Linked DNA regions of Homo sapiens: regions 1, 2, 4 and 5 are each linked to region 3. The links are chromatin loops, found by intact Hi-C in ENCODE. Cell type or tissue: Calu3. All regions are shown on one strand.

What was found. Peaks named below come from ENCODE experiments on the same cell type or tissue, not always from the same donor. Only the 100,000 strongest peaks of a DNase experiment are listed, where the experiment ranks them.
Region 1: it touches region 3 in a loop (5-fold over the local background); 7 of 110 quality-filtered maps call a loop at or near these places.
Region 2: a loop joins it to region 3, with 9 times the contacts of the local background. A loop is called at or near these places in 3 of 110 quality-filtered maps.
Region 4: it touches region 3 in a loop (8-fold over the local background); 15 of 110 quality-filtered maps call a loop at or near these places.
Region 5: it touches region 3 in a loop (4-fold over the local background); 15 of 110 quality-filtered maps call a loop at or near these places.

What each region holds. Positions count from the first base shown.
Region 1 is chrX:30,140,019-30,145,018 of GRCh38, reverse strand. No RefSeq gene overlaps it. Among named protein-coding and RNA genes, the nearest start is that of MAGEB2, 73 kb to the left of the region's middle. In Calu3, no CTCF peak of the experiment used is centred here; no DNase peak of the experiment used is centred here.
Region 2 is chrX:30,341,036-30,346,035 of GRCh38, reverse strand. No RefSeq gene overlaps it. Among named protein-coding and RNA genes, the nearest start is that of NR0B1, 34 kb to the right of the region's middle. In Calu3, no CTCF peak of the experiment used is centred here; a DNase peak (open chromatin) is centred at 2,625.
Region 3 is chrX:30,486,705-30,491,704 of GRCh38, reverse strand. No RefSeq gene overlaps it. Among named protein-coding and RNA genes, the nearest start is that of TASL, 89 kb to the left of the region's middle. In Calu3, no CTCF peak of the experiment used is centred here; a DNase peak (open chromatin) is centred at 2,174.
Region 4 is chrX:30,273,092-30,278,091 of GRCh38, reverse strand. No RefSeq gene overlaps it. Among named protein-coding and RNA genes, the nearest start is that of MAGEB1, 28 kb to the right of the region's middle. In Calu3, no CTCF peak of the experiment used is centred here; no DNase peak of the experiment used is centred here.
Region 5 is chrX:30,281,599-30,286,598 of GRCh38, reverse strand. No RefSeq gene overlaps it. Among named protein-coding and RNA genes, the nearest start is that of NR0B1, 25 kb to the left of the region's middle. RefSeq lists cis regulatory regions at 2,196-2,342, 2,433-3,173, an enhancer at 2,323-3,522 and a silencer at 4,206-4,307. In Calu3, no CTCF peak of the experiment used is centred here; a DNase peak (open chromatin) is centred at 2,958.

The DNA.
Region 1 (5,000 bases), 350 kb after region 3:
GGAATGATCTCTATCTTAAGGTCTCTGACAAACCCTTGATCAGATATTTAAGGTCCCTTTTGCCACGTAAGGTAAGATCTCACAGTTTCTGAGAATTAGAACATGGATATTTTGGGAGACCCATTATTCTGCCTACTACAGTTCTCTTGGCAATTGTATTTACTGAGCAATGCATGTATATACTGACACTTTTAATCTTAAAAATATACTTTAAAATTTCTAATCGTGAAGCTAACAGACATTAAATGCATAAAATCTTGAATGCACTAGAAAGCACAAAGGAAATTGTAAAATTATCCATAACCTTCTATCCAGAACTAAGCACAATAGCACTTTGGCATATATCCTTTAGCCTCTGTGCATATATTTTTTGACAAATGGATGCATATTGTATACATCTACACTATCTTCTCTTTTCACTTACCACTAAATTATGAGCATGTAAAAATTGTCTTAATTTGAATGGCTACATAGCATTCCAGCATGTAGACAGAACTGACATGATTTACTTAAGGAATCCTTTATTGCTGGACATTTATACTGCTGCTGAACTTTCACCCTTATCAATAGCAAACATTCTTGCACATATATTTGTACACAAATAGTTGGGCACATTCTTTAAGACTAGAATAAGTAGTGATAACATCTTGGTTTTAGAGTCTGAGTTACTAGAAATGGAATTTTACAAGTTTTAAAGGTCCTTACTGTCATGATTCTCAAAGTAGGGTACTAGAATCACCTGGAATTCTTCTGAAAATGTGGGTTCCTGAGCATGACCTATATATACTTAGACTCTGTGTGACGAGAATTGAGGTTCTGCATTTTTAAACAACCTCCCCATGATTGTTATTTACACTCAGCAATATCTAATTCTACTTCCAACTTTTCCTTTTCCTGAAATCTGTGGACACCTACATGCAATGACAGTTATTTAAATATCATGTCCCCTATAATAACTTGCAAAGCAATCTGGGAAAAAATGTGTGTGATATGAAAGATATGAGAGCCATTTTCTCTGTCCTGTTCTCAAAATTTGTCCAGTTTGTTGCTTAGAGGCTAAATTTTCATAGCTTGCCACCCTCAATCAGAGTGCTTTGCTTTTTTACTTAAGAATGTCTAACAAATGAAAAAGCACATATTAAAATCAGGTTTTTCTGTACACAGATAGCTCATTCTGAGGGATGATTAGAAGCTTCATTGTGTATTGGTTATATACTATATCCTTCTTAAGTACATTATGTTTTTTTTTTTTTTTAATTTTCACAATGGCCCAAAAGAAGTAGCTATTCTCCCCAATCTGCCGATGAAGAGACAAACACATAGGGGGTTAAGTAATGTTCCCAAGGTCTCACAATTCATAAACAGTGAAATACTGAAGTGAAAGTAATGGCACCAGATAGGAACAAGTTGAAAGCATGGAGTCTGTACCACATCTTGTGTTTCTATTCAGGCTTTAAACTTGTTCCTATCTGGTGCCATTAATTTCACTTCAGTATAATCAATATTAAAATAGTAAGAGCTACCACTTTATGGCATGCACTCTCAGTGCTAATCATTATATCCACTAACATTTTATTTGATCCTCGCAGAAAGGCCCTGAGGTATTGTTTTTATAATATCATTTAGGAAACCAAACTCAAAGGAGTCAACTACTTTTTCTGAGGTGGCACAGCTAGCGAATGGCAGAGCTAGAATTCAGCACACATCTCTCTTACTCTAAACCCCAAGGTATTAACCACTGTTTTATTCTAATATTAGATACTATATCATTAAACTAAAACATCTTTGGGACACATGGTGTGTTAGGCAATCATCAGTAAATATTCTTGTTCCACTTAATAGCATAGAAAGAATTAGCAAGAATGGCAGACAGGACTGGTCACAGAAGGGGAAAAAAAAAACTACAGGGGAGGACATGAGTAGAGTTTTGCATGGAAATATTCCTGATACTGATCCCCAAGCAGAAGGTCCTTACTCTGAAGATGCTGCTGAACTCTGGTTCCCCGGTTCAGAAAAACAAGCGCTTTAAAACTGTACTCTGAAGCCAGTTCCCATCCTCACACTGAGGTTTCTAACATCTCAGTCCAACCCCTGGAGATCCGGCTGTCTCAGGCAAACATGCCCTGTGAATTAGCCCTGAATGTGTCATGGAAAGTCTTATGTGAATAACCAAAGCCCTTCAAGTGGAGGTTCAGCCAGAGATGAAGAAGCCACATTCTTGAAATCTGCCATTTATCATGGGAAAAATGGTGCCCAGGCACGGTTAAAGTGCCTTTACTGTCCTTCTCAAAGCAAATGAAAATTCAAAAATCAGTCAGGATATTTAACAAGTACTTTATATGCTATATACAAAATGGAGTATTAGGAGACTCTACTGATTCATGTTTTTTGTGCTAAATCATCTAAAGGAAAGGCAAGACAAGAGCTAAGTGTGAGGAGAATTGAAGAAATGTGTTGTGAAAAAAAGAGCACTAAAAAAACTTATTATTATGTTAGAATGGGATGGAATGGAATGGAGGTAAGGGGCTATAGCTTGCCATAAATGAGTAATTATCACGATGAAAATGTTTTGGAGTCGCCATGTTTTTTTTTTTTTTGCTAATAATTTTTTTTTTGCTATTTATTTTAATAAATGTTATCTAGTTATTGGATGGAATTTTCTTTTTTTTAATTATACTTTAAGTTCTAGGGTACACGTGCACACCGCGCAGGTTTGTTACATATGTATACATGTGCCATGTTAGTGTGCTGCACCCATTAACTTGTCATTTACATTAGGTATATCTCCTAATGCTATCCCTCCCCCCTCCCCTGGAGTCGCCATGTTAGTGAAGACTAAGAACCCAGATTTCAGAGCAGAAGCAGAACTCTGGGGCCACCTAGAGGTACTTCTTAAAAAATCACATGGATTTCAGTTGAGTGTTTTGTTCATTGTACTTCACAGCTTTTGGAGCAATATGTAACTAGTTGGATGAAGCTACTTAAATCAAAGGTTGCATAGAAACCCAGGTTCTCCTATAGGTAAAATTTTCCTTACTATTAAAGTAGTAGAGTTTGGAGTGTTGAAAGGGTTTTCACAAAATTTTTAAAGAAAAGGTTGGTGGCTACTTGTGGTTTTATGGTCTTAGACTAGACCAACTCTGAGAGACCAAAAGCTTCCAAGTAAGTAAAAATGGGTTTCTATGATCTTGAACAAAACTGAAAAATTCAGAAATTTCTCTGAAAATTTCTCTGGAAATAACCCTTCCTATTTTGTCAAGAGGTAGAATATTCTATAGATTGGTGCTAAGCCAAGATTTTCCAACGTGGTTGATGTATTGAGTAAGGAGGTTAGGCCTGAATGATTTCACAGACCATTTGCTACTACAAAACAAAGTTCATGAGAATTACTGGAAAGAATAGCATTCTTTTGATGAAAATCTGCTGATTTGAGGTCTACTTTCAAAATTTTAATACTTCATCCATCCAAAGTAAAATATACATTCTTATCATCCTTGAGATTGATACTATTATTGATGGGAGAGTAATCTAATGGGAAGAAAATTGGCTTCTAGGGACAGTTTTACAAGTATGTATCTTTAGAGTTGTTACTTGGTGTGTCAGTTCACCTGGGTTGGAACTGCATTTCCAATATTTCCTCTCCCTTGTGGCTAGGGTTGGCCCCAAGAGAAACTTACGTGAGATTAAGGAGGTGCAAGTGAGCAGCCTTTATGACCTAAAGGCCAGCGCAGGGCTTCAAGCACTGCTATTGCTCACGCATATCGTTGCCTATCTGCTGGCTCACTTTGTTGGTTCCAGCATCCACCAGGTCTTAACTTGTTCAGCTTCCACCAGGTCGTGCCCTTCAGTTTCTCCAAGACTTGAGCCAAGGATGTGTATAATTCTATGGTAAAGGATACTGTCTCCTTTTTCAGGTTATTTATATTATTAAGGTTGGAGTTAGTGGGAGACAGTTTGTCCTGGTGGGTTCCAGTTTGTTTGCGAAAGTTCTAGTTTGTCTTCTCCCACTCTTTCATCTCAGGTCCAGCTTTGCTTCCTGGTTGCTGATTCTGCTGACCCACAGTGACCTTGGACTCACCACCAGACATGAAAGCAATAGCTTTGCATAGACTTCTTCAATTGCCCAAGGTCTAATACATGGAAGAAAACCATTATTTCATGTTCTGCTTCTTCAATCAAACCCTAACTGATACATTTGATGTTATAGGGCCTCAATTCTATAAATTCTTGAATCTACAAAATGGAACAAGGATACCAAAAGACATCTTAGTTTCCTTCCTCTATTAATTACCAAAACTTTTATCTCTTGTTAAGAGTTCCTATAATAATTTTGACAAAGGTAAAAGTCTTTCAAAACACTATTAATATGTTGTTGCATTCAGTCATTACTATTATACATTGAGAATAATTATTCATTAAGTAAATGGTTACTTTTCTTCTCGTTATGATAATAGCTAACATTTATTGAGTACTTACCATATGGCAGGCACTGTGCTTTATTTACATGGGTTAATATCACTTAATCCTAACAATAACCCTGCAAGGGAGATAATGCTCCATTTCATAGATGAGAAGCAAGGCTTAGGAGGAGGAAGTCAGATGTTCAGTAAATGATAGAGCTTAGATTTAAATTCAAGACACATGAAGCAGAGCCCATGCTCTCATGCTATTTACAGAGAGTAACATTCCTGAAATTATAGTTCCTGTCTTCGAGAAGCTTACCTTATAATAGGAAACACCGGAAGTAAATTCTTATAATTCAATAATGTAATTCTATCATATTTGAGTACACATCAAGACATACAAATCAGACATTGAGGCTTAGAGGAATTAATGTTGGAGTTGAACTATGAATGACAAAGTTGGATTTACTTAGGAAAAAAGGGAAGGAAAAGTATTCTAGGTAGATAAACTGCATAGGAAAAGGCATAGCTATAAGAAGCAGCTTGTCACATACAGGGATATTCTGAAATAATGGCCAGAGACAAAGATGTGAGGGT
Region 2 (5,000 bases), 150 kb after region 3:
TGATGTCTCCTTGTAGTTTGTATTTGCATTTCTCTGATGATCAATGATATTGAGCAACTTTTCATGTACCTGTTTGCCATTTGTATGTCTTCTTTTGAAAGATGTTTATTCAGATCTCTTACTCAATTTTTAGTTGGATTATTATTATTTTTTACTATTGAGTTGTTTAAACTTTTTTTTTTTTTTTTTTTTTTTTTGAGACGGAGTCTCGCTCTGTGGCCCAGGCGGGAGTGCAGTGGAGCGATTTCGGCTCACTGCAAGCTCCGCCTCCCGGGTTCACGCCATTCTCCTGCCTCAGCCTCCCGAGTAGCTGGGACTACAGGCGCCCGCCACCACACCCGGCTAATTTTTTTGTATTTTTATTAGAGACGGGGTTTCACCGTTTTAGCCAGGATGGTCTCCATCTCCTGACCTCGTGATCCGCCCGCCTCGGCCTCCCAAAGTGCTGGGATTACAAGCGTGAGCCACCGCGCCCGGCCTAAACTTCTTATATATTCTGGTTATTAATCCTTTGTCAGATGGGTAGCTCGCAAATATTTTCTCCCATTTTGTGGGTTACCGTTCATTTTGTTATTGTTTCTTTTGCTGTGCAGAAGCTTTTTTGCTTGATGTGACCCCATTTGTCTATTTCTGCTGTGTTGCCTGTGCTTTTGAGTTCTCACACTTTTAGAATTGGTAGGTTTCCTTGGCAAATTAACTATTTTATCAATATGTAGTGCCTATCTTTATCCCTGGGAAGTTTCTTAGGTCCAAAGTCTACTTTTTCTAATATTAATATAGTCTCTCCTACCTTATTTTAATTAATGTTTACATGGTATAGAACTTTCTATCCTTTTTATTTTAAGACACCTATGCCAGTATATTTGAAATGAATTTCTTATAGAGAGCACGGAGCTGGATCAGGTCTTTTATGATACATTCTGACAATTTCTGTCTTTTAGTTGGTATTTTTAGAACATTTAAATATAATGTAATTATTGATATATATCTACCATTTTATTGTTTTTAATTTGTTTGCATGTTCCCTCTTTTTTTGTCCCTCCATTTCTTCTTTCCTCATTTCCTTTAGGATATTTAAACTTTTTTGGTATTCTATTTTAACTATTTATAATTTCAACTATATATCTATGTATTTTATTATTGTTGTCTGTTGTAGAGATTTCAAAATATATAGTTTTCACGATCTATTTAGAGTAAATATTTACCACTTCAACTGGCACATATGTGCCTTACTACCACATAGATGTCCTCATCTGCATTTTTAATTGTGTTATATATTACTTCTATGTACATTGAAACCCCCTTCAGACACTGTTAATTTTTTTGCTTCTAACCAACAAACATATTTTAAAGAATCCAGGAGGAGAGGAAAAATATATTATATTTCCCAGATACTTACCATTTCTGATTTTCTTCCTTCATTCCTGATGTTCCAGGTTTCCTTCTGGTGTCATATACCTTTCATCTGAAGAACTTCCTTTAGAAAGTCTTCCAGAACAGGTCTTCTGGCTCCAAATTCTCTAGTTGTCCTTCATCTGAGAATGTCTTTACTCACCTTTATTCTGGAAGGATATTGTCTCTGGATATAGAGTTCTGGATTGAAATTTGTTCTTTTCCAGTGCTTTAAAATTGTTCTACCTCTTTTTTTCTAGCCACCATGGTTTCTGAAGAGGAATCCATTGTCAATTAAATCATCGTTCTCTTACAGGTAATGCATTATTTTTTATGGCTGCTTTCAAGATTTTTCTTTGTCTTTTGTTTTTTAGCAGTTGGATTACAATGTGTTGGCACTTGAATTATTTTGGTTATTACTAATTGGGGTTCATTTATTTTCTAGAATGTGTAGGTCTTTTGTAGAACTTGGGAAGTTTTCAGCCATATTTATTCAAATATTTTTTTCAGCGCCACACTTTTTCCGTTTTCCTTCTAGCACTCCAATGACATGAATGTTAGATGTTTTGTTGTAGTCTCACAGGTACACTTGTGACACTGTTTATTTTTATTCAATCTATTTTTCTTGTCTCTTGCTCAGGCTTGACAATTTATATTGATCTATCTTTAAGTTTACCAATTCTTTCTTTTGTCACCTTCACTCTGCTATTAAGTACATTCAGTGAGGTTTTCAAAATTTTTCAGTTCTGCATTTTTAAGTTCTAAAATATTCACTGTTTCTTTTTTATATATTCCATTTATTTGCTGATACTGTTTATTTTGTGTTTGAGGAGTCTTCATGATTGCTCTTTCTAGCATTCTTATTATAGCTGCTTTAAAGTGTCTCTCAGAAAATTCCAATATCTATATCATCTTATTTTTGGTAACTGTTAACTCTTTTCCTATGTAAGTTGAGATTTTTGAGATTCTTAATATGCTGAGTAATTTTGGATTGTTTCTTGGACATTTTGAATATTACATTATGAAACTATGTTTAAATTCTATAAATGACATTCATATTTTTATTTTAGCATCTACTTTAAATAGTTAAGACATTTTTGTGATAGTACGTACTTCACTTGGTCATATTGAGGTAGCAAGTTTCAACTCACCTTCTGTGGCCTGTGGTACCACTATCATTACAGTTGTTGAAGGCTTTGCAGGATATTTGGAACTGTCCCTCATGTGCACCACCCAGCGGTCTGTTTGGAATCTAGGTGGAGGTCTACCTGTTAGCTCAGTCTTTAACGTCTTTGGTAGGTAAGATCCAATCTATGCATGCACGGGTTCAGGGTGAACTCAGGAGTTCATAGGTGTCTTTGTTGGGTTTCTTTCTCAATCTCCTTTCTCTCTGCTATTACTCTGGTACTTTCTGGTTCCCTGGGTCTCCAGAAAGGAGGCAGTTTTAATAATTATACAAGGAGAACAGGCATAAACTGGGACCATCCCAGCAAATTTGGTAATATTGTTATGATATTAACAAAGAACACAGAATGAGAATGGGAAGCAGCAGAGCTACTCTATGGCTATTAGGAAGAAAAGACTTTCAGGTGTAAACCAGCCAAATTTTGCTTTCCCTCTAAAATAGTTGCCCTTGTTGTCCTCACGGAGTCAAAATATTAATGTGTTCTCTAGTGAGAGAAGTTTTCTTTTGGGCAACTTGTGAGGTTCCCGCTGGTGGGGATGCTGAATTGAGGAACGAGGATGGGACACCTGTTTCTGTCACTCATCTCACAAAACGAGAAACATACCTCATTTCTGAAGTATGAGGTACTGGAGAAGGTAAGAGACAAGAAGGGACTGAGCTGTGTAACATTTTTCTCATGTGGGAAAAGGTTAAGTTTCCTGGAAATTCTGCAAAGAGGACAGAATAATTATGGAAAGATAGAGGTAAGGTTAATAAAAATGTCCATCAAGACTCTTCTTTTTTAATGTAATCCTAGGGAAAGTGAGTCAGATGAAGGAACAGCTTCTTCTGCCCCTGCACTGTCATGATTTGTGAGCACTGCCCCCACTCTTCAGTAAACTATCCATATATGTCTCCATCCTAAACCAGTGTGAAGAGCACTGGGGTGGGGCAAGGGGCTGCTTCTTGGGGAATGTGTAGGATGGGTGATTCTTGCAGTAACGACATTTAAGTACTTCCCAGTCCCATAATAATGACAAAAACAAATTTTGTAAACCTGCTGTTTTCCTGTGACTGAAAGCTCACAAAATATCAAAGATGCTCAATTTAAATTTTTATTGCACATACCTAGGGCTGGTGATGTTTGAACTAGTGATAAAATGAATAAGTATATTCTTCATAGTCCATTATAAAAATTATCTTATTATCAAAAATTATCTTGTTTGCTTTCACTTCAGTAAAATCATTAATTATATTACTTTGAGGAAGATTTTCACATAAATTGTGTCTATTGACAGAATTAAGTTGGTTATGTCCAACATAGCCACATTAAAAAAGTAAACAGAAACAATTGAAATTAATGTTAATAATGTACTTATTTAGAACCCAATATATCAGAATATTTCAATTCCATCATGTAACAAATAAAAATATAAGTGAGCTATTAAACACTGTTTTTTCATATTAAGTGTTCACAATCCAATGTATATTTTACATTTATTGCACATCTCAGTTTGGAAGGGCCGCATGTCAAGTGCTCAATAACACGTGTGTGGCTGGTGGCCACCATATTGGGCAGCAAAGATCTGAAGAATTAACAGATAAACTTATTTTCAAGGTGCACAAATTTGGGATGTATTGTCATTAAAATATCAGTTTAAACAAATATAAAATCAAAAGTTTTAATTATGTTTCAAAAAGTTTTTTTCTTCAAAATGTCCAAAATAATATTTTTAGGTTAAAATACAAACACAAATTTTAATTAGTGTCAAAATTTTAAGTCAAGCTTACTCAAATAAAACTGACATCTTATGTAATTTTTAAAAATTGTAATCAAATCTTATGAAATATAATCATAAAAAAACTCTTTGTATTTCTAGCATTCAGTGTTCATTTAGTCGTCATTCCAAAAAATGATTCATACTTTATGCATGTTACATGTGTATCTACGTAAATACAAATTTAAGAATAACATGAATTGATTAATATTGAAAAATGTTCGCCTGGGGCCATGTGCCAATTTGCTAATTTGTGAATATCTCCAGATATATAACTGGAAAAAAATAAAAGTGAAGAATGAAATAATAGGCACTACTGGAAAATAATATTTTGTAATGCTAACATCTATTTCATTCAGGCTGAGGGAAGAGATATAGCCAGTAAATTACTTTATTTTTTTCTTGCCTAAGTGCTTCTGCCACTCAAATCTTTCTGCAGTCTGACGTAGGACTCAACTTCATCTCTAATGATGGCAGTGGGACAACCCATAAAGGATTTAGAGAGCATAGGCAAGAGATGATGGGAGATATTTCTCTGGGATCTGGATGGCATTAGTTGTGAAAGCGGATATTTACGACACCTGCTGTGGCTGTGCCAGAACTACTGAGTGCTACATCTCTAGGGAAAGAGGCACACATGTGTTGTTTAGTTGTGGGTTGTGCGT
Region 3 (5,000 bases):
TGCCCCAGTTTCTTCATCCATAAAATGGGGATAATAATAGCACACACCTTGTAGGATTTGTGGCCAGGACTAAACGCATCATTACACACTCACAGTCTCTGACAAACAGAAAGCTCTCTAGGTTGTTATTATTTTATGTTTATATTCCACCAAGTACATATTCATGCTACTCTGCATTTCCTTTTTCATGCAATGCTTCCATTATTTTTCCTAAAGAGCCAATTTATGACAATGATTCAGCAAACATTTTTGATTGTCCACTACGTACCTGATAATGGGTACTTTGATCCCTTGAATCAAAGCACCAGATGTAACCTTGAATCTGGTAGAGAGGTTAAATGACACCAGATCAGCCTTATTTCAAATTAAAAGAAAAATTTCTGCAACATCTCTGAGAGATGGCCACACTGTCTCCTTAAACACTTTTAGTGAGGGCAGCTCACCCTTTACACTTGGAGGGCCATTTTCTATGTGTCTAATTGTCAGGCCTTCTGCTGAGCAAATATCTGCCTCCCTATAACTTTGTAGCTGCTGGTTCTAGGAAGCTGCTGGAACATCACAGGCTGCTTGTTCTTTCTCCCACCTGACATACCTCTTCAGATTTTAAAGACCAGTGTCATGTTTCTCCATGCTTCTTTGCTTCGGGATAAATATTTGTAGTTTTCTCAAGTAACTTTTTTTTTTTTTTTTTTTTTGAGATGGAGTTTCACTCTTGTTGCCCAGGCTGGAGTGCAATGGCGTGATCTCAGCTCATTGCAACCTCTGCCTCCCGGGTTCAAGCGATTCTGCTGCCTCAGACTCCCGAGTAGCAGGGATTACAGGCATGCACCACTACACCTGGCTAATTTTGTATTTTTAGTAGAGACAGGGTTTCACCATGTTGGTCAGGCTGGTCTCGAACTCCCGACCTCAGGTGATCTGCCCGCCTCGGCCTCCCAGAGTACTGGGATTACAGACGTGAGCCACTGCACCCAGCCGAGACACTTTTTAATTTGTCACAGTTCTTTACATAGAGGATCTAGAAGTGCAAAAAATAGTTGAGATATGTTCTTACCAGTGCTATTAGACTGCATGATTTGATGATACTATACACCTGTGCATGTAGGATAAACATTGCATTTTTATGTTTTTATTGGACATATTATATTGTGGGCTCCAATTAATCTCGTGATTATCTAAAACTTCACATCTTTTTCCAGTGATCTGAGGTCAAGTGTGGCCCTTCATTCTAAACTTTTTATTATTTGCTTATTTATTTTTTGAGACAGGGTCTCATTCCGTCACCCAGGCAGGAGTGCAGTGTTGTGATCACGGCTCACTGCAGCCTTGACCTCCTGAACTCAAGCGATCCTCCTTCCTCAGTCTCCCGAGTAGCTGGGACTACAGGTGAGCGCCACTGCATCCAGCTACTTTTGGTATTTTTCGTAGCAACAGGGTTTTGCCATGTTGCCCAAGCTGGTTTCGAACTCCTGGGCTCAAGCAACTCGCCTGGCTTGGCCTTCCAAAGTGCTGGGATTACAGGCATGAGCCACCATGCCTGGCCTAAACTTTTTAAAATGAAATTTTAGTGCCTAAATGTAGGATTTGCTACTTATCCTCTTAAAATGTTACGTTTTTATTCCAACTCAATATTTTGGATTTTAATGATATCATCCAATGCATTACTTTCAAACATTATGGCATCTGAAAATTTGAATAGTATGCCCTTGATATGTACTTGATGTGGATAGCACATCGCTAGAGTCCCCACTGTGCTAGAAGTCAGTATACTAATCATGCATCAATAGTAGTTTGGAAGACTTTAAGTGTCCGTAATTGATTAAAAAATATGATAAACAAACCATCACTATTTAATTTTTAAACTGATATTACTGAGTGCCTGGTTGTGTCAAGAACTGTGCCAGGTAGAGTAGATTATTGCTGTAACACACCGCATTTTGTTCACACTTTCTATATCCATGCTCTTGTGTATTCTAAATCTGGGCACAGAGACACAACTTGCTTCGGCCAACAGGATAATAGCAAATGTCCTACAAGCAGAAGCTTGAAACACATTTGTGCATTAAGGCTTACTCTCTCTTGCCAGTCTTAGAAGACTGACACCTCCATTATGTGAATAAGTCAATAGTAGGCTGCTGGAGATAGGTGGCACTGTCACCCTTTCCACTCCAGCGAGTAGTCCAGCACCAACTGACAGCTAGCACCCACCACCAGGCATGGGAGTGAGGTCATCTTAGGTCAATTTGTCCCTAGCAAACTCACCAGATGACTACAACTATATGAGTGAGTCCAGATGAGACCAGCAGAAAAGCCACTTAACTGAGTGTAGCTCAAATTTTCAAACCATATAATCATAAACCTAATAAATGTTTGTTGCTTTAACCCACTAGGTTTTGGGGAGGCTTTAACGGATGTGGTAAATTTTTCAATTTTCCATCCCTGCTCATATCCATTCTCTCTTCCCTGATACTTTTTAGTCATTCTCACAAGATACAGGGAGCATTCTGTTTTTTTTTTTTTTTTTTTTTTTGAGACAGAGTCTCACTCTTGTCACCCAGGCTGGAGTGCAGTGGAGTGATCTCGGCTCACTGCAACCTCCGCCTCCGGGGTTCAAGCGATTCTCCTGCCTCAGCCTCCCCAGTAGCTTGGATTATAGGCGCCCGCCTGGCTAATTTTTGTACTTTTAGTAGAGACGGGGTTTTGTTATGTTGGCCAGGCTGGTCTCGAACTCCTGACCTCAGGTGATCTGCCCGCCTCGGCCTCCCAAAGTGCTGGGATTACAGGCGTGAGCCACTGCGAGCATTCTTTCTGGGCTTGGCCATTTCACTTGCCTTGGCCCGTGAAATGTGGGGAGAAGTGATAGTATGCCAGTTTTGAGTTGAATTCTTAAGAGTCACCATGTGTACCTGCTCACCCTCTTGTGCTTCTGCACCATAAGAAAAAGATGAAAGAGATATAGTGCTCACTTGGATGCAATCTGAGTCGTGGCACCAAGCCCATCTGAGGTCGTCCCAGATCGGCCAGCCCTCAGCCAAACTGCAGATGTGAGAACAAGGAGAAATCATTGCTGTTTTTTGCACCCGCTGTCAGGGTGGTTTGCTTTGCTGCATTTTTTTATGTTGATATCTAACTGACAAAGTGGAGATGGTTAAAGATATTGCTATGTCAACAGGATCTTTTAAAGTAACAAAGTCACGGATCATAGTAAACTGCTGGTTGAATTTGATGTACTAATAAATTTTTACATTGGGATAAACTAAAATAATAGGTATCCAAATACTACTCAGATGGTTAGAAATCATGGGTCACCGCAACATCTGGGAAATGAGCAGTAGCAGTGGCTTTTAAATTTTGCAGTTTTGTCCTATTTCTAGGTCCTACCACTGGGAGCCACTGTTGCTACTATTACTATGATTCAAGGTTCTTAGACACTTTCAGTACCAATCGTCTTGTCACATTTCCCCTTTATTATATTTCAGTAGCAGTCGTCTTGTCACCTTTCCTCTTTATTAAGCAAGTTACTTAACTGCTCTGTGTTTAAGTTTTCTCATCTGCAGAATGGTAGTAAAATAGTACCTACCATGTAGGGTTGCTGTAAGGATTAATATCATGGGAGGTGATGATTAAGGTGTTAAGAGTTAGTGGATATAAACAAGATTTCCATTAGAGGTATTTGTGCTTAGTAGGGGGTTTCTTAAACATCACAAGCCTTCAGTACTCAAAGGAGTTAGGTTACAAGAATGGTCTGACATGAGGTGTGGTTTATATTTTGGGATGGACAGCCTTCTTTCTATGCAAATCACAGAAACGTAGATTGCTCCAAGCAGCTCCAGCTGATTTATAATGTTAGTCCTGCTGGTCCCCAAGAGCCAATAAAAGAAGGTTTTTGTTTTAAATTTCTAATGTACCAAAGTCTGGTAATTTTGAAAAATCACAATAAACATGGATTCCTAGATGTTGCTGCAATATAAAATTGCTATATAAGTTTCTGTTTACTCCTCAGTTTCTGTAGCTAATTCTTTGTTGGACTGGCAACATGGAATTCATAGCCCAGGACCAGCCTGCTGACCACACTGTGAATAGTGCTGCAGTGAGGTATTTTGGAAGGGAGGGGTTGTCAGAGAAATGCTCTGTTTTATTTCCTCCCCTGTCAATACCATAACCACCTTATTGTCCCAGACAAGCAGAAAATTATAAGCGTGAAGGTATCATTGATTAGAGGAGATCACTGTTACATATAATACTATTCAATAATGAGTAACAATGAAATGATGCAATCAACACCATCTTCTGCCAACCAATATGTTTATCATGTTTTAGTATGGTAATACATGATGCGAATTAACGAAATCATCAAATATATACTGAACATCTGCCATATGCCAGACACTATCCTAAACGCTAGAGATACGTCACTGTATAAAACAGACAAGCCTTACAGTAACCAAAATGGCAGGATACTGGTACCAAAACAGATATATAGACCAATGGAACAGAACAGAGGCCTCAGAAATAATGCCACACATCTACAACCATCTGATCTTTGACAAACCTAACACAAACAAGCAATGGGGAAAAGATTCCCTATTTAATAAATGCTGTTGGGAAAACTGGCTAGCCATATGCAGAAAACTGAAACTAGATCCCTTCCTTATACCTTATACAAAAATCAACTCAAGGTGGATTAAAGACTTAAACGTAAGACCTAAAACCACAAAAATCCTAGAAGAAAAACTGGGCAATATCATTCAGGACATAGGCATGGGCAAAGACTTCATGTCTAAATCAGCAAAAGCAATGGCAACAAAAGCCAAAATTGACAAATGGGACCTAATTAAACTAACGAGCTTCTGCACAGCGAAAGAAACTATCATCAGAGGCCGGGCACGGTGGCTCACGCCTGTAATCCCAGCACTTTGGGAAGCCAAGACGGGTGGATCACGAGGTCAGGAGATCAAGACCAACATGGGTAACACGGTGAAACCCTGTCTCTACTAAAA
Region 4 (5,000 bases), 210 kb after region 3:
GCGTATGTCTCTATTTCCACAGGGGCAAGGGCCCTTGATGGCAGAACCATCTATTAAGCGTCAGTGTGGTCAAATTGCCTTTGTCTTTGACAGTGTGGGGTCTCAACCATAAATTGCCAGAGTAAGTTCTGCCCTACCTACCTTACAGGGAAATTATAAGAATACATGAGAAATTATGAGAAAACAGAAACATATGTGTGTTTTTGTGATTTCTTAAATGCTACACAAATATAAGACATCTCACCCATGACTGACATTCAATGAATTCTTGCTAGTTGTGTTATGTAGTTCGTAGTTTAGGACACTGGAAAAATGAGAGTATTTTGATTTTGATTTTAAGTTAAAAAAAATCTTTCAACTCTTACTACCCTCTTCCAAAATATTGCAGTCTAACCTCAGAAAAAAATTCCCAAATCACAAAATAAACATTAAGGAAAAAAGGCAAAAAGCATCTTTTTGTATTTACTGGGCTCAGGCGTGTCTCTGCTCTGAGATCAGCCATTTCACCTCTGTAGTGAACTGTCTTTGATAGTTAGGTGTGGTTTTATATGCACATGTGTTATCTCTCAAGTGAAACACAATAAAGTAAGGTATGCCTATATCTAAATTCTCAGGGAATGCATTACTCTTACCTGTTCCACCCCACCTTCATGTGCTGATTGTATATATGGGTCAGTTAGAGAATAAGAAAATATATGCATCATTTCAGTACGGTCCAAGATAATATAATTTTTAAAATTATGATTAAATAATTATTAAATAACTGTAAGGTAAGCTCAAGGTAAGATGCAAATTCCTTGAGGGAAGAACAATGTTTTTCTTATTTTTTTCCTTCATGCTACCTGGCATAGTGCTTTGCAAGTTCTAAAGAATCAATTTTATTACTGTTGTTGTTATTGATGCTTTTCTCTTTGCTGATCCCTTATTGAGAAGTTGAATTAGACTCTGCTCGTGTTTCAAGTCTCAAAGCCTGGAGATTTGCTTTCTGTCTCTTTGTCTTCTCTGTTTTTGCCAAATGTTCCATTCCATCTACTTGACCTAGCATGTCTATGCTGTGCTGTAAGAATGACACCTTCTACCTCTGGTCCTATGTACCCATTCTCACCTGGAAGAATGGCAATAGAAGGGATAGCGATTTATTTGAATTTGTATCAAGGAAGAGGAAGAAGTCATTTGGATGCTTCCTAAATCTTGCTACATAGGCAGACACCTACTTCCCTCATGCCTAAGGCTAACTCTTCCTGTTAGAGTGAAATTTCTTATTTTTAATAAGCAGTGGATGTTGTTTGCACTTATTTATCTCTGAGAACTTTACCTGGACAAAAATGTCCTCATGTCATCCGTGAAGCTGATGATTTGCCCGATAATGTGTGCATGGACTTTTCCACTCTGCCTGAACAAAATTGAAGAGAGGATTTTGCAGCTGCAGCCTGGGTATAGATACCTGGAAACTCCCATAGGCATCACTATTGAAAAAAAAATTGTCTTTATATGCTGTTAGTATCTGCATTTAAATCCAGTATTTCACATCTTGGAGCCTCAGGTTTATCACTTATGAAAAAGTGAAAATGACAACTGGTCTTCTTGCTTCAAACAGGGTTTATATTTCATGAAAATCAGATAAGATGATGTGTGACAAAGGCCTAGAGTAATATATTCTCCATCTTTGATGACAAGTACCAGACTGGATCTGGAAAGACTTTCCTAAAACCTTCCCCTCTCTAATGCTGCCCTTCAACCTTTGGTTCATGGGGGCATAAAGCAGAATCAGATGGAAAAGATACAATATTTCCAGCTTTAAAGATCTCTTGCCCACAAGATACAGCACCTGTCTAAATAATGGATTTCAGTACAATCCCAGGAGCAATCTTGCACATTATAGTTGGTTCCACTTCATTACCCAGTTATTTTGTACCTTCCCAGACTGTTAGTCAAATCACCCCGCTGCCTAGCAAGTTTCTGATTAATCTGGATTTTACTAATTACCCTGCAGTCACAGGGATTGGACTAAACTGCTTTTTGTATTATTTTGCTATAGATTTTAAATCCATTTCCATGGACTCTGTTGCAAAGACACTACCATTGCTTCCCTGATAATGAGTCTTTTCACAGGAAGGACAGCCAGGAACTTTGTTTTAATTCTTCCTCATACAGTCTTTCTTTTAGACAAATATTCCTCCAGAGAATCAGAGATGTGTTCAAGGAAAAAAAAAAAGAGTAAAGAAACTTGAAAAAAGTAAGGAATCAGGCCTTGTTGCTGCTCCATTGACATGACTGGGGATAAATAGGTGCAGCTAGATAGGATTCAGTAAAATAATAAAATAAATGCTAAGGGTCAAGCCCCAAACCTACAAACCGCTGATATTATCTTTCAAGAAGCAACACTGCCATCTGGCTGTGTAAGATTGAGAAATGTTGCTGTCTTTTTCTAACCAAATATTCCCAATATTCAATCTACTTCCTGATTTCAAGATTCTCTAAGTAGGATTGTGGAATTCTGAAAGATTCCTATGGTATCCCCAAGAATACCAAGTGCTAAGGCACAAAATCATAATAGAATAATTGGAAAAGATCTTAAGGACCATCCAAACCACTATTTAGAGTGCATGAAGATGAAGCCCAAAATTGAATCACAAAGGTAGTATTATAACGCAGGTCTCTGATATGCTGATCCATTATATTTCCACTGTTCTGTGAATTGCCACCAGAATCCAAATTCAGAGTCATGACTACTTTACAAGTAGCACATAAACTTTGGGAAACAGCAAAGAAGGGAATATGAGTGTAATGGTATTTCTTAAAGTTTTATTTTATTTTAAATTGACACACAATTATACATATGTATAGGGTACGATGTATTGTTTCGATACATGTATACATTATATATTGACCAAATAAAGGTAATTAGCATATCCATCACCTCTAATATTTGTGGTGAGAACATTCAAAATCTTCTCTTCTAGCTATTGTGAAATATACAATACATTAATGTTAACTATAGTCACCCTACTGTGTAATAGAGCACCAGAACTTATTCCTCCTATCTAACTGTAACTTTGTATCTATTGACCAACTTCTCCCTAGTTTCTATACCACTTCTCTCCCCAGACTCTGTAACCACTATTCTACTCTCTACTCCTATGAGATTAATGTTTTTAGGTTCCACATATGAGTGAGATCTTGCAGTCTTTGTCTCTCTGTGCTTGGCTTATTACAGGCATAATGTCCTCCAGGTTCATCCACGTTGTGGCAAATGACAGTATGTCATTCTTGTTTATAGTTGAATAGTATTTTAATCAAAACCACAGTGAGATTTTTTTTACTTGTTTCAAGCTCTTTAATCTCTTTATAAGTTAACTAATAAATCTATTTTCTTTTTAAAAAAATTTATTTTATTTTAGGTTCGGGAATACATGTGCAGAACATGCAGGTTTGTTACATAGGTGACCGTGTGCTGTGGTGGTTTGCTGCACCTATCAACCCATCACCTAGGTAGTAAGCCCGACATACATTAGCTATTTGTCCTGATGCTCTCCCTCCCCATAACCCCCTGCCCCCGACAGACCCCAGTGTGTGTTTTTCCCTTCCAAAACCACAGTAGATATTGCCTCACTCCAGTTAGAATGACTTTTTAAACAAAGAGAAAAGATAACAAGTGTTGTTGAGGATGTGGAAAAAAGTGAACCCTCACACACTGTTGGAAGGAATGTAAATTAGTACAGCTATTATGGAAACCAGTAAGGAGGTTCCTCAAAGATATAAAAATAGAACTACCATATGAACCAGCAATCCCACTACTGGGGATATATCCCAAGAAAATGAAACCAGTATAACCAAAGAGATATCTGTATTTGTAACATTTTGAGCTATCAGAACTTGTTTTGTTCAGAAGAACCACTGTCAGTTTTCACTGCCTTGAAAGGTTTAAACCCTAAAACTGCCATTTGCCATAAAACACACTTTTTGTGATTGGCTTATTGAAATTTTACCTAAGCATCTCTTTAATGTGGCAATTTTATGCTAGACTCATGCTTATCTTTTCTCTGCAAATTATAGTCTCCACCACAAAATTCTGCAGTGGAGGTAGGTTTAAGAAGAATGTAGTCTCATACCCTTTATTGTATTTGCCCGAAACCTATTGTAGTGGCTGTGTAATGCATGGTCGACTTGGCTAAGCTGAGTTACATTTTCCAGAATTCCCTTCCCTGTATATTTTCAGTTAGCTGTGGCTGCAAGTGTGGCATGCGTGAGACATACAAGACTGAAGTGAAGCAGTATCCATGTTTACTCTCGAAGGTCTATGTATTAGTCTGTTCTCACGCTGCTTATAAAGATGTATTAATTTCCTTTATAGATTTTTTTTAAGATTCCACATATGAGTAAGATCTTGAAGTATTTATTTTTTTGTGCTTGGCTTATTATAGGCATAATGTCCTCCAGGTTCATCCATGTTGTGGCAAATGACAGGATGCCATTCTTTTTTATAGCTGAATATTATTTTAACCAAAACCACAGTGAGATATTGCCTCGCTTCAGTTTTTATAATATTTATGACTTTTATAATAAAGACAAAAGACTAATTTACATTCCCTCCAACAGTAGGTAATTTATAAAGGAAGGAGATTTAATTGACTCACAGTTCCACATGGCTGGGGAGGCCTCACAATCATGGCTGAAGGTGAATGTGGAGCGAAGTCACATCTTACATGGTGGAAGGCAAGAGAGCTTGTGTAGGGGAACTCCCCTTTATAAAGCCATCATATCTCATGAGACTTATCCACTATCACTAGAACAGCATGGGAAAGACCATAATTCAATTACCTCTCACCGGGTTCCTCCCATGACACGTGGGAATTATGGGAGCTACAATTCAAGATGAGATTTGGGTGGGGACACAGCCAAACCATATCAGTCTATGTCAGTTCATACCTGATGTAGCCCACTCATGTTTGTGTGGCTGCACTGGTTTATTTGTTGATATGGGCAGCAGCTGGGGCCAC
Region 5 (5,000 bases), 210 kb after region 3:
CTTGCCCAGTTTCAACTGGAAGGGACACATGCCCCACCTTTTGAAGAGAGGAAAGTCAAAGAATTTGCATTGTTTTAAATTACCACAATGCCAAAGAACTGGCTGTATCCAGGACATATCTAAAGCTCACAGAGCTATCATGTAAAACTGGAAAGCTAATTTATAATAAGAAATAAGACTGTCAAGCAGATCACATACTGAAGCCAGCTTGACACACCAATTTTCACCCAGTGGACATGGTATGCTATATACCAAAATATCAGAATGCCAATTGCTGAATATGGAATTAGGCAATAAGTGTAAAAATGTTTGAAATGTTTAATGTCATCAGAAATTCATCTCCTCACTGTTGGGAAGATCATGTTGACATGACCGGGCTTTTGTTTTCCTATACAATGCTGCACTGATGGTGCTTGCATTAGCTTTTGTGCTTGCATTGCCTTTACCTAAAATTTTTGTTGCCAATCATATTTCCTCCAACATGAACATTTTGAAAATTGTTAATATGATACCCACCATGTTTTGCTGTCCTGGAAAAAGTATCTCTTTAACATGCCATTCCAAATCTTTGTGCCTAGACGATAGTCTTACCTATGTAACAGGTATGAATCTCAACCTAAAATTCAGTTGTTTAAGAAATATTCAGTTGTTTATTTCTTTAAATCAAATCAAACTGTACTCCAAGTGCTAAACCTACAAGGTCAGTGAAATATTCAACCCTAATCATTCTTCAGACATCCCCGCCTCCAGTGTTGGCCAAAAATCCTGGGTGTAATGGTGACTTTTGGGTTGCTCAGGGTCCTGATGCCACTCTCTGCTGCTTCTTTGCCATGCTTAAAATATAGGAATCTTTGGCAAGCTTGGACATCATGTAGCTCAAATGCAGCCTCTCCTGAACGCTTTCCAAATCCCTGGAAAATTGCCGCAAATTCATGAGCTGATCCTGGTTGTCTCCAGGATCCACCATGCTTCAGGATCCTGGTTGTTTCCTTCATAGTCTCAGGCCCTGCAAGAACTATCTGTTTTTTTCAACTCTGCTGTGGGTCATCCAGCCCTATCTCTTCAATATACTGAAGCACTTCAAAATACAGACAAATAAAATAATGAGAACCAATGGCTTCAGGTAGGCTTAGCAAAATCCCCAAGGCCATAAAGTAAAGGAGAAATTCTCTTAGCTAAGGTCTACTTATCAACTCCTGATTACATGAAACCCTGCGTTCTCTCTGTTAAACACTTGAACTGTCTCCCAGCATAGATTGAACAATGCCTGTCTAGAATGCCCTACTTTTCTTAGCTCAGACTGGTTGAGTTATATGTTTACCAAGAATCTACTGTGTTAAATAACAATTTTATTTAAGCCTATTTTGTTATTGTAATTTTATACTTTAGGTAAATATTACACATACAAAATGAGTACCAATATAAAGTGTTCTTTACATTAAAATTAAATACTTTTAAATGCCCAAGGTGAGTTGCACAAATATAAATTGCTGCTAAATTAGACGTGAACAAGAGAACTGTGAAAGTTGGAAAAAGTCATAAAAATATAAAAAAATTATGCACTCCAATTGCTCTCTAAATATGTGCAATTTCTCATTCCTTTTTGTAGAGACTAGCATGACGGATGTATGTTTCTGCAAGAAAAGTGATTGGGAAATTCAATCAGTAGACCTGGACCGGGGAATTTTTCCCAGATAGAGATTCAGGGTCTAATCAAGAAATGTCTTGTACCTCAGCAGGATTTCATAATTGCCACAGATCGGTGGCTGCTAGGGGTTTTTCATTTTTCTCTATTCTAAATAAAAGTTTTTATGACATTTATTCTGCCCCTGATTTATCATTACATAACCAAAGTGTATCTGGATCATATGGAGAAGAGTGCACATCACTCAGAAGTCCTGGATGTTCACCTGGATGAAGTGAGTGAAATAGACTTTCAGTTGCTTGAGGAGGGAAGTGAATGTGTTCCATATGAGGGAAGAAAAATGAATATATAGTGGCAGAAGAACAAATTCCAAAGAGACTGTCTATCTCTTTACAAATTAGGGCCTTCTTCTTCCCAGACACATAAATAGGATATATCACTGAGCATAACTTCTTACCTTGTAGTTGGTGCTCTATTGGATATACAATGGAGTTCTAGACAATGAGATATGAACAGAAGTGATATGTTCTATTTTCAAGCTAATACATACAGACCATATACTTGATATCCTCCATGTTTTTCCTCTTCCTGCTGGCTTGATGCAGATAAGCATGGGTGTCTTGGAAGCCACTTGTTTAAGAGGGATTGTAATCAGTCCTGGATGTAGACACATACAGCATGAGAATTCTTAGAAGTTTTGGATTAACTTCCATATGTTGTAGGGAGGAATCTTACTCTTTAAGCTCAGATATTCAAGAAATATTCACTTTTTGTCCCGCTTGAATAAAATTAAGCCAGAATTTAAACCCAAGCTTCAGCCCACCAGGCTGGCGGGAAATGCAATTTCAGCCTTTATTAAGGCTTGGTCAGAGTCTCTTCAGGTCAGATAGTTTCACTGTTTCTAAGACATGTTTGTGACTCACTTGGTGAGTCTGGGAGCCCCTGTCCAGATTCCCTGAGCTCATCACAAGCCATCCCTCTGAAGGTTGTCATCTCCTTGGAGGACAGCCTCTGAACTATATATAGGTTCCCTTACTCTCACCAGGACCCTCAACCTGTGGTCCTTTTCCAACCTCAGCCCCAAATTTTAATCTCTTTCTTTTTCTTCCCTTCTCTGCTTCAAAATCTATCTCCCTCTATCCCCATGTGAACTGTGGAACAGGCAAAATGATCATTTAATAGATTGAGATTTTACAAAGGACAGGGAGAGCCAATGACCTTAGCCATTCTATCTCTCTGTGTTTTGTAAAAATCCATGAGTCACAGTGACAAAGGCTGACCAACAATTTGAAATGACAAAGGAGAAAAATATTGCTGAAAACATGACTCATACAAATGAATCATCATGGCACAGCAACATAAAACTCTGGAGTCTTTACTCAAGGGGTTGCTAGGGCTAGTTTTCGTGGTCACACTTCAGCTAATGCTCATTAAGTGATCATGTGGAATATTGACCATTAATGTATAAATGTTTTCATTAACCCAAAACTGATATGTAGTGACTATTCATATGAATTGAATGCAATTCTGGACATTAACTTAAACAAACAATCGATCTAGGTTTTTGGATGTTTAATCAAATATTGACAAATTTTCTGAAGGATATCGATGACTAAACTTTGTGTAAGAACTCTGTGAGGCCTATAGAAAAAAATTTGAATGACATATGAAAAGAGAAACCAATAAGCTATGAGCTCAAAATAAACACTATGGAAGCAGAGATAGGCAAAAAGCACTAAAGATTAAAAAATAGGAATTAAGCAAAATAAGAGGAAAGCATCCAGCAAATACCAATAGTCAATGAGCCATAATAATTACAGACAAGCATATGGTGAGTATGTGAGCGAAAACTGGGAGCACTGAGATGTACAATTTTGAAGACAGGAATTAAGCTTGACGAATAAATATTTAGAATGGTGTAATGACAGAAAAGGGTTAACTTCATTCAATCTCTGAGATACCTGCTCTGCAATGAGAGCTGCTGCCTGTGAGACACAAGAAGCAAAACTCCACAAAGAAAATAAACGATTGTACAATTCAGCAATGGCACTGGTCTCACTGAGCCCCTAGGATCAGATCTCTGTCAGGAAATGGTTCCTAGTGCTTTGAATACTCAGAATAAATGTGTTCCTGTTTTATGAAGAATTTTAAAAACATGCTGAGCTGATACATGTTGAGGTAGAACATCTAGGTTTTCATACACAGGCATACCTAAGAGATATTGCAAGTTTGGTTCCAGACCACTGCAATAAAGTCAATATTGCAGTAAGGTGAGTCACACAGATTTTTTTATTTCCTACTGGATTTTAAAATTGTACTTACTGTTGTTTATTAAGTGTGCATTGTGTCTCAAAAACAACATGCACACCTTGCTTAAAAAATGCTTTATTGCTAAAAATGCTAATGAAGATCTGAACCTTCAGTGAGTCTTCATCTTTTTGCTGGTGGAGGGTCTTGCCTTCATGTGGATGACTTCTGACTGATCAGGGTACTGATTGCTGAAGGTTGGGGTGGCTGTGGCGATTGCTTAAAATTTCTTAGAATAAGGCAACAATAAAGTTTACAGAATTGATTGACACTTCCTTTCATCAAATATTTCACTGAAGCATACAGTGCTGTTTCATAGTATTTTACCCCAGTAAAACTTCTGTCAAAATTGGAGTCAATCTTCTCAAACCCCGCTGCTGCTTTATCAACCACATTTATGGAATATTCTAAACCCTTCATTGTTATTTCAATAATGTTCATAGCATCTTCACCAGGAGTAGTTTCCAACTCAAGAAATCACTTTCTTGCTCATCCATAAGAAGCAACTCCTCATCTGCTTAAATTTGATCATGAGATTGCAGAAATTCAGTCATATCTTCAGGTGTCTAATTCTAGTTCTCTTGCTATTTCCACCACATTTGCAGTGACTCACTCCATTGAAGTCCTGAACCCCTCAAATTCATCCATGAGAGTTGGAATCAACTTCTTCCCAACTCCTGTTAATGTTGATAATTTGACCTTTCTTCATGAGTTATGAATGTTCTTAATGGCATATAAAAAGGTGAATTGTTTCCAGAAGATTTTCAATTTACTCTTCCCAGATCCATCAGAGAAATGATAGCAGCTATAGCCTTAAAAAATGTATTCCTCAAATAATAAGACTTGAAAGCCAAAATTACTCCTTGATCCCCGAACTGCAGAAGGGATGTTGTATTAGCAGGCATGAAAACAACATGAATCTCCTTTAAAAAGTCAGGAAACAACAGGTGCTGGAGAGGATGTGGAAAAATAGCAACACTTTTTACACTGTTGGTGGGACTGTAAACTAGTTCAACCATTGTGGAAGACAGTGTGGCCATTCCTCAGG